Regions from separate parts of the Homo sapiens genome. Here region 2 is linked to region 1. A link is an interaction called in ENCODE POLR2A ChIA-PET data of the cell type or tissue named here. Cell type or tissue: OCI-LY7. All regions are shown on one strand. Links, peaks and the distances in the headings refer to the core of each region. The heading gives the core; the rest is flanking DNA. Region 1 has its middle 57 kb from the start of LINC00501. Region 2 has its middle 25 kb from the start of LINC00501.

Region 1 (5,382 bases), core at 151-5,150:
TGGGCGGCTGAGTGAGACTCCGTCTCAAAACAACAAAACAAAACAAACAACAACAACAACAAAAGGGAAATTACACGAGAGTGGATTTGTTAATTTTCTTAACTATAGTACCCATTTCACTATTTAAGTATATCAAAACATCATGCAATATACCTTAAATACATACAATAAAAAAAAAAAACGGACTCCTTAAATTCCCATGGTCAGCCAAAACAGTGCTTAAAACTAAGCAGTCAGCTCCCTAAATGTATGCTGAATATCAAACAGGCTTCTGCAGCTTCCCAAAGTTCTGTCCTTACCCTGTCTTGTAAGACTTCCCCGTTCAGGCTCCATGTGCTATCTTCACTACATGTTTTCCATTTCCACCACTGGTGTCTTGTTATTCTTCTGGCCTAAGATGCCCTCCCCCAACTTTAGCCCTCTGTGTCTTAACCATGCTTCAGTACAGCTCATCTCCCACCTCTCTGTTAAGCCTTTTTTGTCCCTTCCAACTTGTCAGTCATTTCTTCCCCTTTTCACAAATTTAGAACCTGGAGTGACCTCGGTGAAAGGTACAAGAGTTGGAATTTTGTCTGACATCACTTTGTGTCTCCCTCAACACATACACAATGCCCTGCACATAGCAGATGCTCAATAAAGACCTTTGGACTGGCTGAAGACATTTTTATAAATTCATGCAACTGGGAATATTGTGAGAGTGGTGGGGTCTAAATTCTCCCTCCCCTAACACTCCCATGGAAATCTGAATTTCTTAAATGTAATTGAAGAGAGCCTCAGGCTCGCACTGCTTATTTCTGCCAAGTGTTAATTATGTGTGGAATCCAAGGGGATTTCCATGTATGGATTACAGGGGTATTATGAGGGGACATTAAGAAAGGCAGCTGTGGAGCAGGAAGACACTCTTTTATAAACTTTCAAAGACCAGCAGTTTTCTAATTTCTTTTTGGGGAGAGATCTGTTCTCCATGTCCTTTGTTTGTGCTTAGCGAAAAAGTAGAGGATACTTAACTTCCAAGAAAAAACCTTTGTCTGATTAGCTCTTTGCATTATTAGGATTCAAAAAAGAAAAAAAAAAGGGAAAATTCTCAATCATTTTCTCTGAATTACAACTGCGAAGATATTGTAAACCCTCACATTGTTGTCTAGGTCTTCATCTGGCCAAAGCCAACCAGCGAGAGTATGTACAAGAATCTCATTCCAAAACATTTCTAAAAATGTTATTTTTAAAACAACTTTAACATTTCAAGTGAACGTAAAGTAATAGGATAAACCAGATTATCATCTGTTCTGTGTAGTCACTTGAAAAGCAACCTCTCCAACTTAAACATTTATTCCAACTTTGTTATTATTGCTCAAAATGAGACTGGTTTATCTTTGAAGCCACTTTTCCAGCTACAGAAAGAAAATAACTCCTTCTTTCATAGTCACACCTCATTTTAAAACTCAATCTAATCTGTATTAGCTTGATCATGTGCCTCCTTTACCACATTTGGCACCAGATGATTTTGGGCTGTTTCCCAAAAATGAAATCAAAGAACGAACATTTGCTAACATTAAAACTACTTCTGAAAAGCAAAGGATATAGACCCTGAAGGCAATTTCAAGAGAGGAGCCATAGAAAAGTTTTGAGTAATGGAATGAGTGTATTGTTGCCTGGGGTAGCTTTTTTATTTGAGACAATACTCATATTGACGTGGAAGAGTGTATATATTTCTTTACAATCAGTTTCCTCATCTTGTATGCACATCTGATATTTGAAACTCACTTTGAACTGAAGGAATGTTCTTAGTTGAGGAAGACTCTAGGTCATTGAAAAAAACAATTGGAAAGAAATTACATCCTGCCTAACTTAGAGAAAGATGAGTGGTAGGCCGGGCATGGTGGTTCGCGTCTGTGGTCCCAGCTACTTGGAAGGCTGAGATGGGAGGATCCTTTGAGCCTGGGAGGTCGAAGCTGCAGTGAGCCATGATTATGCCACTGCACTCTAGTCTGGGCAACAGAGTGAGACCCTGTCTCAAAAAAAAAAAAAAAAAAGAAAAGAAAAAAGAAAAAAAAGTAACAGGAAATATATCATTAAAAACTGCCAGATGGCAGGAAGTATTAGAACGACATAGACCTAGATTCAAATTACATCCCTTGTTTGCTACTTTGGGCTTGTTATTCAACGTTTCTAAGATTCCATTTATTTTTCTATATGATGGTGCTCTATTAAATGGGAACTTATATATACTTAACACAGAGCCTGGCAAATGTTAGGATATTAAGTACTCAAAAATGTTATTTTCATTTGCGAACAAAACATAATTTAGTAGAAAGAGGATCTTCAGGGACTTAAAACTTCTGAGTTCTAGTCTCATCTAATCATCCGGTGGCCTTGGCTAAGTCATTCAGACTTTCTGAGGTCCAGTTTTAAAATTACATTTGCAAAATTATATTATCTACTGTGATGATAAATTTTGTGTCTCAACTTGGTCAGTGGTGATCAGATTTGGTCAGACATTATTCTGGATGTTTCTGTGAGGGTGTTTTTGGATGAGATTAACATTTAAATTGGTGGATTTCAAGTAAAGCAGATTGCTCTCTATAATGTGGGTGAGCCTCATTCAATCAGTTGATGGCCTGAATAGCTCTCCCCAAGCAGGAAGGAATTCTGATAGCAGCTGGCCTTTGGACTTGATCTGCAATATTAGTGCTTTCCTGGGTCCCCAGCCTAATGGCCACCCTGTAGATTGTGGACTTGCCAAGCCTCCATAATTGTGTGAGACAATTTCTTAAAGTAAATCTTGTATGTATATCCTATAGGTTCTGTTTCTGTACAAAACCCTGACTAATATATCTACGCCAAGGATTTTTTGCCCCAGGGAGGAACAAAGGCAGTCATGTATGGAGCTCTGCCTGCCCCAGGCCTGGATCAGGGCAGTAGCTTCGTAGGCATCAGTTTTCTTTCCCTGTTCCTGCCCTTTGCTTGTTGAGCCTTAGTTTTCTTATAAGAAAAATGAACAGGTTAGACACATTAGGTAATATCTAAAGCCTCTTACAGATATGAAAGTCTGTGTATCTATATAAAATGAATTGCTTGGGCTGTAACATTCAAATACAGGCATGACCAAGTTGGGTTTCTGCCAAGAAAGAAGGGCATGGGCGTGCATTAAAGACTATTTATGTAGAAACAAACCTTTTCAGGGGTATGTAAAAGGTTCGGGGGACTAACGGGGAACTCCTGGTAGCCCTATAAATATACTTATAAGCCTGAATGCTTTCTCAGTGGTTGGGGGAAGTAAAGTATAATCTCTTACTGTATGTAGAAATAACTGGGGAAAGCACCTACTTTACCTGTTAGTGCCTTTATGTGTGTCCCTGTTCACCTACTTAAGTGACTAAACTGGGGAGAGCAGAGTCTTTTGATGGATTGTAAAGAACTCAGGGGAACAGGTTGAACATAACACTAACCTTTGATCTCTGAAAATTTAAGGTCCAACACAGTGTTTGTTAGAAGCATAAAAGTAGGCCCCAGTGTATTTTAACTATATTCGTAGCAATTCACCAGAAATTGTTCTAGTATATTTCAGGACATAAGTGTTCTTTCCTTTCTTAACCAGTGAAGTGGCTAGATACTTAAACATACTGGCTAGAGTACTTTGGATCTCTGAGTCTTAGATGAAATGATTGGGAAAATCCTTTTTAAGCTCTTTTGGGCTATATAAGGGTAAGTGATTGTTATTCTTAACAATACACACTCAGGCGATACCAGTAGTCTGAGGCTCAGTTGAAAGAAGTCTGGCTAAGAGGGCTTCCTTCCCAACGTCGGAGTTTCATATTTTCTTTCTGGCACACTCTGGGAGCCCTTGTCAGGTAGGCCAATGAGCAAAGTTAGCAACTGCTCACACAGCTTGAATTCAGAGACTCAAATAAAGCTTCCTGCTCATCAGTCCAACTGCCCACAGCCAGCCACATGGGCTCTGAGCCACCAGGCTGTACCCTATTCTATTCCACGATGTTTCCAGAGCCATTTTAGGCACATTCACCATCATGACAGTTCACTGCTTAAAAGATTCATTGCTTTTCCATTCCCTGTAGGGTAAAACCCAAACACCTTAGTATCCATAACATACAAGGTCTTTGGAAAACTATGGCCTCTTATTTCTTTAGTTCCATCTCTGCTGTAATTATTGCCCACTCTTCCATAGCAAAATTCTAGGCTCTGGGCTGTAAACTGTCATTCTGAGATTTGATATTTATTCAGCAAATAATTAATGCATGCCAAGTAAGGAATATCGGGCACTGTTTTTAAGAGCTGGGGATATGTCAGTAAATAAAATGGAGGCTACGATGTAGGGGAAAATGAATGATGAACATTATATAGCATATTAGAAAGTGATGAGAACTATAAGAAAACCCAAGTGAGATAGGGAGCTTTAGTTATGCTGGGAGTGGGAATAGGGGGCTGCATTTTATATAGACAGCCCTCTCTGAGAAGGTGAGGGGATGTTTCACTTATGTAGCATTATTGTAACAACAGCGAGCTGATAAAGGGAGCAAGCCATACACACATTTTGAGGAACAGCTTTCCAAGCAGAAGCAATGCATATCTGGAAGGTCTTGAGACAGGAAGCAACTACTGTGTTTAAGAAACAGCAAAAAGGCTGTGTGCTGAAATGCAGTGAGAAAGCAAGTGGATGGAAGGCGATTGGGAGCGGGTGGACGCTGGGCAGCGGGACCCGATATAGTAGGACCTTGAATGCCACCGTCAGAACTTTGGCTTTGACTCCATCAAACAGCAACTGGACGGTTTTGTGCAGCAGAGTAACATGGCCCATCTTCTGTTCTCAAAGGACCCCTTGGCTGCTGTGTTGTGGACACACTGAAGGGTAGAGGTGGGAAGATCAGTTGGGAAGCTGTTGCAATAACCAGGAGAGAAGATTATGGTTTAGACCAGGGTAACAGCAGTGGAGGTGTAAGAGGCAGTCAGGTTAGGGATCTATTTTAACATTACAGCTGTAGGGTTTGAATGTGGAGTGTTCCAATATTCAGATGACGGAAGATGGGTATAGCAAAGGAATTAGCAAGGAGATTGAGAAGGTGCAGTCAGTGAAGGAGGAGAAAGATCAATAGAGTAGCAACCCAGATACCAAGTGAAGAAAGTGTTTCCGGAAGGAACCTGTAATTAGCTGTATCAGATGCTGCAGAGAAGTTAACTAGGATCACCCTAAAAACTGACCACTGGACTTAGCAGTATGGAGGTTATTTATTTATTTATTTATTTTTTGAGATGGGGTCTTGCTGTGTTGCCCAGGCTGAAGTGCAGTGGCTTGATCTTGGCTCACTGCAACCTCTGCCTCCTGGGTTGAAGTGATTCTCCTGTCTCAGCCTCCCCAGTAGCTAG
Region 2 (5,382 bases), core at 250-5,249, 82 kb before region 1:
TGCCTGTAATCCCAGCACTTTGGGAGGCCGAGGCAGGATGATCATTTGAGGTCATGCCAGGTGTGGTGGCATGCACCTGTAATCCTAGCTACCTGGGAGGCTGAGGTGGGACAAACACTTGTGCTCAGGAGTTCGAGGTTACGGTGAGCTGTGATTGTGCCACTGTACTCCAGCCTGGGTGACAGAGCAAGATTCTGTCTCTAAATTAAAAAAAAAAAATTATTCTATGGCCACACTGTGTGTCAAAGGATATGAAATAAAAATTTTATTAGTGGGCCATTCAGGAAATAGTGAGAAATGTCACTCCTATTTTCACTTCTTAGTGCCTAAGAAGTGCTCACTTGTTTTGGCCGTGGAAGAGAAAATACCACATATTGGTGGTTGTTTTAGAGCATATACTGTATTCTACAGGATGGTGTCTGAACTTTCTAAGATATTTCCCAATAGGCACCAAAACTAAATCTTCAGTAGGTCACTTCACTGTTTTATGAAGCCAACTGCTTCTGGTTAGAAATCTTAGTGCATCCTAAATGCTTCAACTCATTGTCCTAATCATTTTGCTATTCAGTAAGATCCCTGGTCAGAAGCAATGTTATGTAATTACAGTGACAGTGAGTAAAGCACTTGGTAAGTCTACAGATGGTGTTTCTGGGAGAAGCTTGGTAGACCAGGTAGACAAATGCATATCTAAAATATATTGATTTCAGCAGGGCTTGGTGGCTCACATGACGGAGTTTGGCTCTTGTTGCCCAGGCTGGAGTGCAATGGCACGATCTCGGCTCACCGCAACCTCCACCTCTCCAGTTCAAGTGACTCTCCTGCCTCAGCCTCTCAAGTAGCTGGGATTACAGGCGCAAAACACGACACCCAGCTAATTTTGCATTCTTAGTAGAGATGGGGTTTCTCCATGTTGGTCAGGCTGGTCTCGAACTCCCGACCTTAGGTGATCCGCCTGCCTCAACTTCCCAAAGTACTGCGATTAAAGGTGTGAGCCACCATGCCCGGCCCCTATATGAAGTCTTTTATCCCTCACCCACCTCCCAACCTCTGCATTCTGAGTCTCCAAAGTCCATTACACCACTCTGTATGTCTTTGCATACCTATAGCTTAGCTCCAACTTATAAGTGAGAACATACGGTATTTGGTTTTCCATTCCTGAGCTAGTTCACTTAGAATAGTGGCCTCCAGCTCCATTCAAATTGTTACAAAATACTTTATTATTATTATTTTTTATGGCTGAATAGTATTCCATGGTGTATACATACCACATTTTTTTTTTATCTGTTCATTGGTCTTGTCTAACCATCTATTGAAAATCTTTCGCACAACGCCAATCTATATGGGTCTTTACATGGGACACAACTATTCTTCAACTCTAGACTTAGGCTGAGGGGTTTTTGCTCCAGTTCTCTTTATCACCAATCCTCCAATCTTATTACTCCCAAGTCCCTAACTATCCAGTGACATTATTAGCTATTGGCTACAAATTAATGTTGACCTGCAACTCATCTTTCTTTCCAGATAAATGGATTGTGAGATGTACTATTTTAAGTTATGCCCATTGGGAATATTTATTTTTCTACACTGACCACCAGGTCACCCCTGAGTGGGACTGGCATGCTATGGCAGTGCACTTCTGCAAGTGGGGTTATTGAGCTACATTAAAAAGTGACAAAGAAATGCTGCTACATAATGTGGATGTAGAAAAATACTTCTATAGACGGGTGCGTGGCTCACGCCTGTAATCCCAGCACTTTGGGAGGCCAAGGTGGGTGGATCACGAGGTCATGAGATCGAGATCATCCTGGCTAATGCGGTGACACCCCATCTCTACTAAAAATACAAAAAATTGGCCGGGCTTGGTGGCATGCGCCTGTAGTCCCAGCTACTCGGGAGGCTGAGGCAAGAGAATCTCTTGAACCTGGGAGGTGGAGGTTACAGTGAGCCAAGATTGCACCACTGCACTCCAGCCTGGGAGACAGAGCAAGATTCTAAAAAAAAAAAAAAAAAGTCTCAAAAAAAAAAAAAAAAAGAAAGAAAGAAAGATAAGAAAGAAAAAGAAAAATACTTCTACAACACAGAGGTTCCTGTAGGGTGCTTCTTAGTATTGCCATGTGCTATGGAGTCAACAGTAAATTAAACTGGAATGTTTTTCTTCTCAGTCACCTGATCACAGGTATCTCTCTCTCTTATTTTTTTTTTGAGATGGAGTTTCACTTTGTCACCCAGGCTGGAGTGCAATGGCACGATCTTGGCTCACTGCAACCTCTGTCTCCCAGGTTCAAGCAATTCTCCTGCTTCAGCCTCCCGAGTAGCTGGGATTACAGGTCCCTGCCACCATGCCCAGCTAATTTTTGTATTTTTGGTAGAGACAGGGTTTCATCATGTTGGTCAGGCTGGTCTTGAACTCCTGACCTTAGGTGATCCACCCACGTCGGCCTCCCAAACTACTGGGTTTACAGGCTTAGCAATCTAAATGTTAATTTCATCCTACAAAATACCATCACAGGCCGGGTGTGGTGGCTCATGCCTGTAATCCCAGCACTTTGGGAGGCCGAGGCGGGCGGATCACCTGAGGTCAGGAGTTCAATACCAGCCTGGCCAACATGGCAAAACCCCGTCTCTACTAAAAATACAAAAATTTAGCTGGGCGTGGTGGCAGGTGCCTGTAATCCCAGCTACTTGGGAGGCTTAGGCAGGAGAATTGCTGGAACCTGGGAGGCAGATGTTGCAGTGAGCTGAGATGGTGCCACTGCACTCCAGCCTGGGCAAGACAGAGTGAAACTCCGTCTCAAAAACAAAAAACAAAAACAAAAACAAAAAAACCCATCACAGCAACATCTAGACTAGCATTTGACCACGTATTTTGGAACTGTAGCCTAGCCAATGACATATCACATTAACCATCCCACTGTCTTTTTGTTCTCGTAACAGTTAGAAGCGTCCAGCTTAATCTTCCACATGCCTTCTTATTCTTGTCTCTTGTATAACTATGATTATTTGGTCCCTGAAACGCTTGTCTTTGATAGGCTCCTCATTCCACACGGCCAAGTGATCATTTAGGTAACTCACTCTCCCTTGCTGCCGTGGTCTGGATCCTCGCTGCCTTTTAGCCTGACCACATCACATAAGCATTTCTTGAAAGGTCTGTTGCCCATCACCACATCTGCTATTAACTACTATATTGCTCAAGGCTCTTGTTTTCTTTTTTTTTTTTTTTTTTTTTTTTGAGACGGAGTCTTGCTCTGTCGCCCAGGCTGGAGTGCAGTGGCGCGATCTCGGCTCACTGCAAGCTCCGCCTCCCGGGTTCACGCCATTCTCCTGCCTCACCCTCCCCAGTAGCTGGGACTACAGGCGCCCGCCACCACGCCTGGCTAATTTTTTGTATTTTTGGTGGAGATGGGGTTTCACTGTGTTAGCCAGAATGATCTTGATTTCCTGACCTCGTGATCTGCCCGCCTCGGCCTCCCAAGGTGCTGGGATTACAGGCGTGAGCCACCGCGCCTCATACCTCGTTTTCAAATAACAGAGTTCACCCTGGCTAATTGTAGCTGAAATAAATTGAATAAAAGATGTTAGGTAGTTGAAGGGATCATTGAGAAGGCTGGAGTAAATGGCTAAGTCTCAATAAAGTCGAGAGCCATACCAAAGCACTACCCTAATGAGAGAGTTGCCACCATTGCTGCCAGTTCCAGACCATGCAGCAGAACTGGCCTGATGAGAAAATTCCTGGGTGCCAGTCCCAAGGGCAGAGGTCTGAAAGTGCATTGCTTATGACATGTATATATAGAAGGATGGAACAGCAACAGTGCATCTGTTTTTATTCTAGTTTGAAGGAATTGCCATCCTCAAGTGTTGAATATCTAACTTCAAAACAGTGGTGACAGTGTGTCCGAAATTGGTGGGTTCTTGGTCTCACTGACTTCAAGAATGAAGCTGCGGACTCTCGCGGTGAGTGTTACCGCTCTTAAGGTGGCGTGTTTGGAGTTTGTTCCTTCTGATGTTCGGATGTGTTCGGAGTTTTTTCCTTCTGGTGTTCCCGCCCGGTTTGTGGTCTCTCTGGCTCAGGAGTGAAGCTGCAGACCTTCGCAGTGAGTGTTACAACTCTTAAGGCGGCGCGTCTGGAGTTGTTCGTTCCTCCCGGTGGGCTTGTGGTCTCGGTGGCTTCAGAAGTGAAGCTGCAGACCTTTACGGTGGGCGTTACAGCTCATAAAAGCAGCGTGGACCCAAAAAGTGAGCAGTAGCAAGATTTATTACAAGGAGCGAAAGAACAAAGCTTCCACAATGTGGAAGGGGACCTGAGCAAGTTGCTACTTCTGGCTCGGGCAGCCTGCTTTTATTCTCTTATCTGGCCCCACCCATGTCCTGCTGATTGGTAGAGCCCAGTGGTCTGTTTTGACAGGGCGCTGATTGGTGCCTTTACAATCACTGAGCTAGAGACAAAGGTTCTCCACCTCCCCATCAGATCAGTTAGATACAGAGTATGGACACAAAGGTTCTCCAAGGCCCCACCAGAGCAGCTAGATACAGTGTCGATTGGTGCATTCACAAACCCTGAGCTAGACACAGGGTGCTGATTGGTGTGTTTACAAACCTTGAGCTAGATACAGAGTGCTGATTGGTGTATTTACAATCCCTGAGCTAGACATAAAGGTTCTCCAAGACCCCACCAGAGTAGTTAGATATGGAGTGTCGATTAGTGCATTCACAAACCCTGAGCTAGACACAGGGTGCCGATTGGTGTGTTCACAAACCTTGAGCTAGATACAGAGTGCCGATTGGTGCATTCACAATCCCTGAGCAAGACATAAAGGTTCTCCACGTCCCCACCAGACTCAGGAGCCCAGCTGGCTTCACCCAGTGGATCCTGCACCGGGGCTGCAGGTGGAGCTGCCTGCCAGTCCCGGTGCCGTGGGCCCACACTCCTCAGCCCTTGTGTGGTCGATGGGACTGGGCGCTGTGGAGCAGGGGGTGGCGCTCGTCGGGGAGGCTCGGGCCGCACAGGAGCCCATAGAGGGGGTGGGAGGCTCAGGCATGGCGGACTGCAGGTCCCGAGCCCTGCCCCGCGGGAAGGCAGCTAAGGCCCGGTGAGAAATCAAGCACAGTGCCGGTGGGCTGGCGCTGCTGGGGGACCCAGTACACCCTCCGCAGCCGCTGGCCCGGATGCTAAGCCCCTCACTGCCCGGGCCGGCAGGGCCGGCCGGCTGCTCTGAGTGCGGGCCCGCCAAGCCCCCGCCCACCCGGAACTCCAGCTGGCCCGCAAGCGCCGCGCGCAGCCCCGGTTCAGGCTCGCGCCTCTCCCTCCATACCTCCCTGCAAGCTGAGGGAGCAGGCTCCGGCCTTGGCCAGCCCAGAAAGGGGATCCCACAATGCAGCGGTGGG

What was found. Peaks named below come from ENCODE experiments on the same cell type or tissue, not always from the same donor. Only the 100,000 strongest peaks of a DNase experiment are listed, where the experiment ranks them.
Region 2: POLR2A ChIA-PET joins it to region 1 with 6 read pairs; 7 of 35 experiments call an interaction of 5 or more read pairs at or near these places.

What each region holds. Positions count from the first base shown.
Region 1 is chr3:177,348,749-177,354,130 of GRCh38, forward strand. No RefSeq gene overlaps it. Among named protein-coding and RNA genes, the nearest start is that of LINC00501, 57 kb to the left of the region's middle. RefSeq lists an enhancer at 2,959-3,018. In OCI-LY7, for the core only: no CTCF peak of the experiment used is centred there; DNase peaks (open chromatin) are centred at 2,113, 3,233 and 3,909; H3K4me3 peaks cover 2,487 bases; H3K27ac peaks cover 2,525 bases.
Region 2 is chr3:177,266,809-177,272,190 of GRCh38, forward strand. No RefSeq gene overlaps it. Among named protein-coding and RNA genes, the nearest start is that of LINC00501, 25 kb to the right of the region's middle. In OCI-LY7, for the core only: no CTCF peak of the experiment used is centred there; no DNase peak of the experiment used is centred there.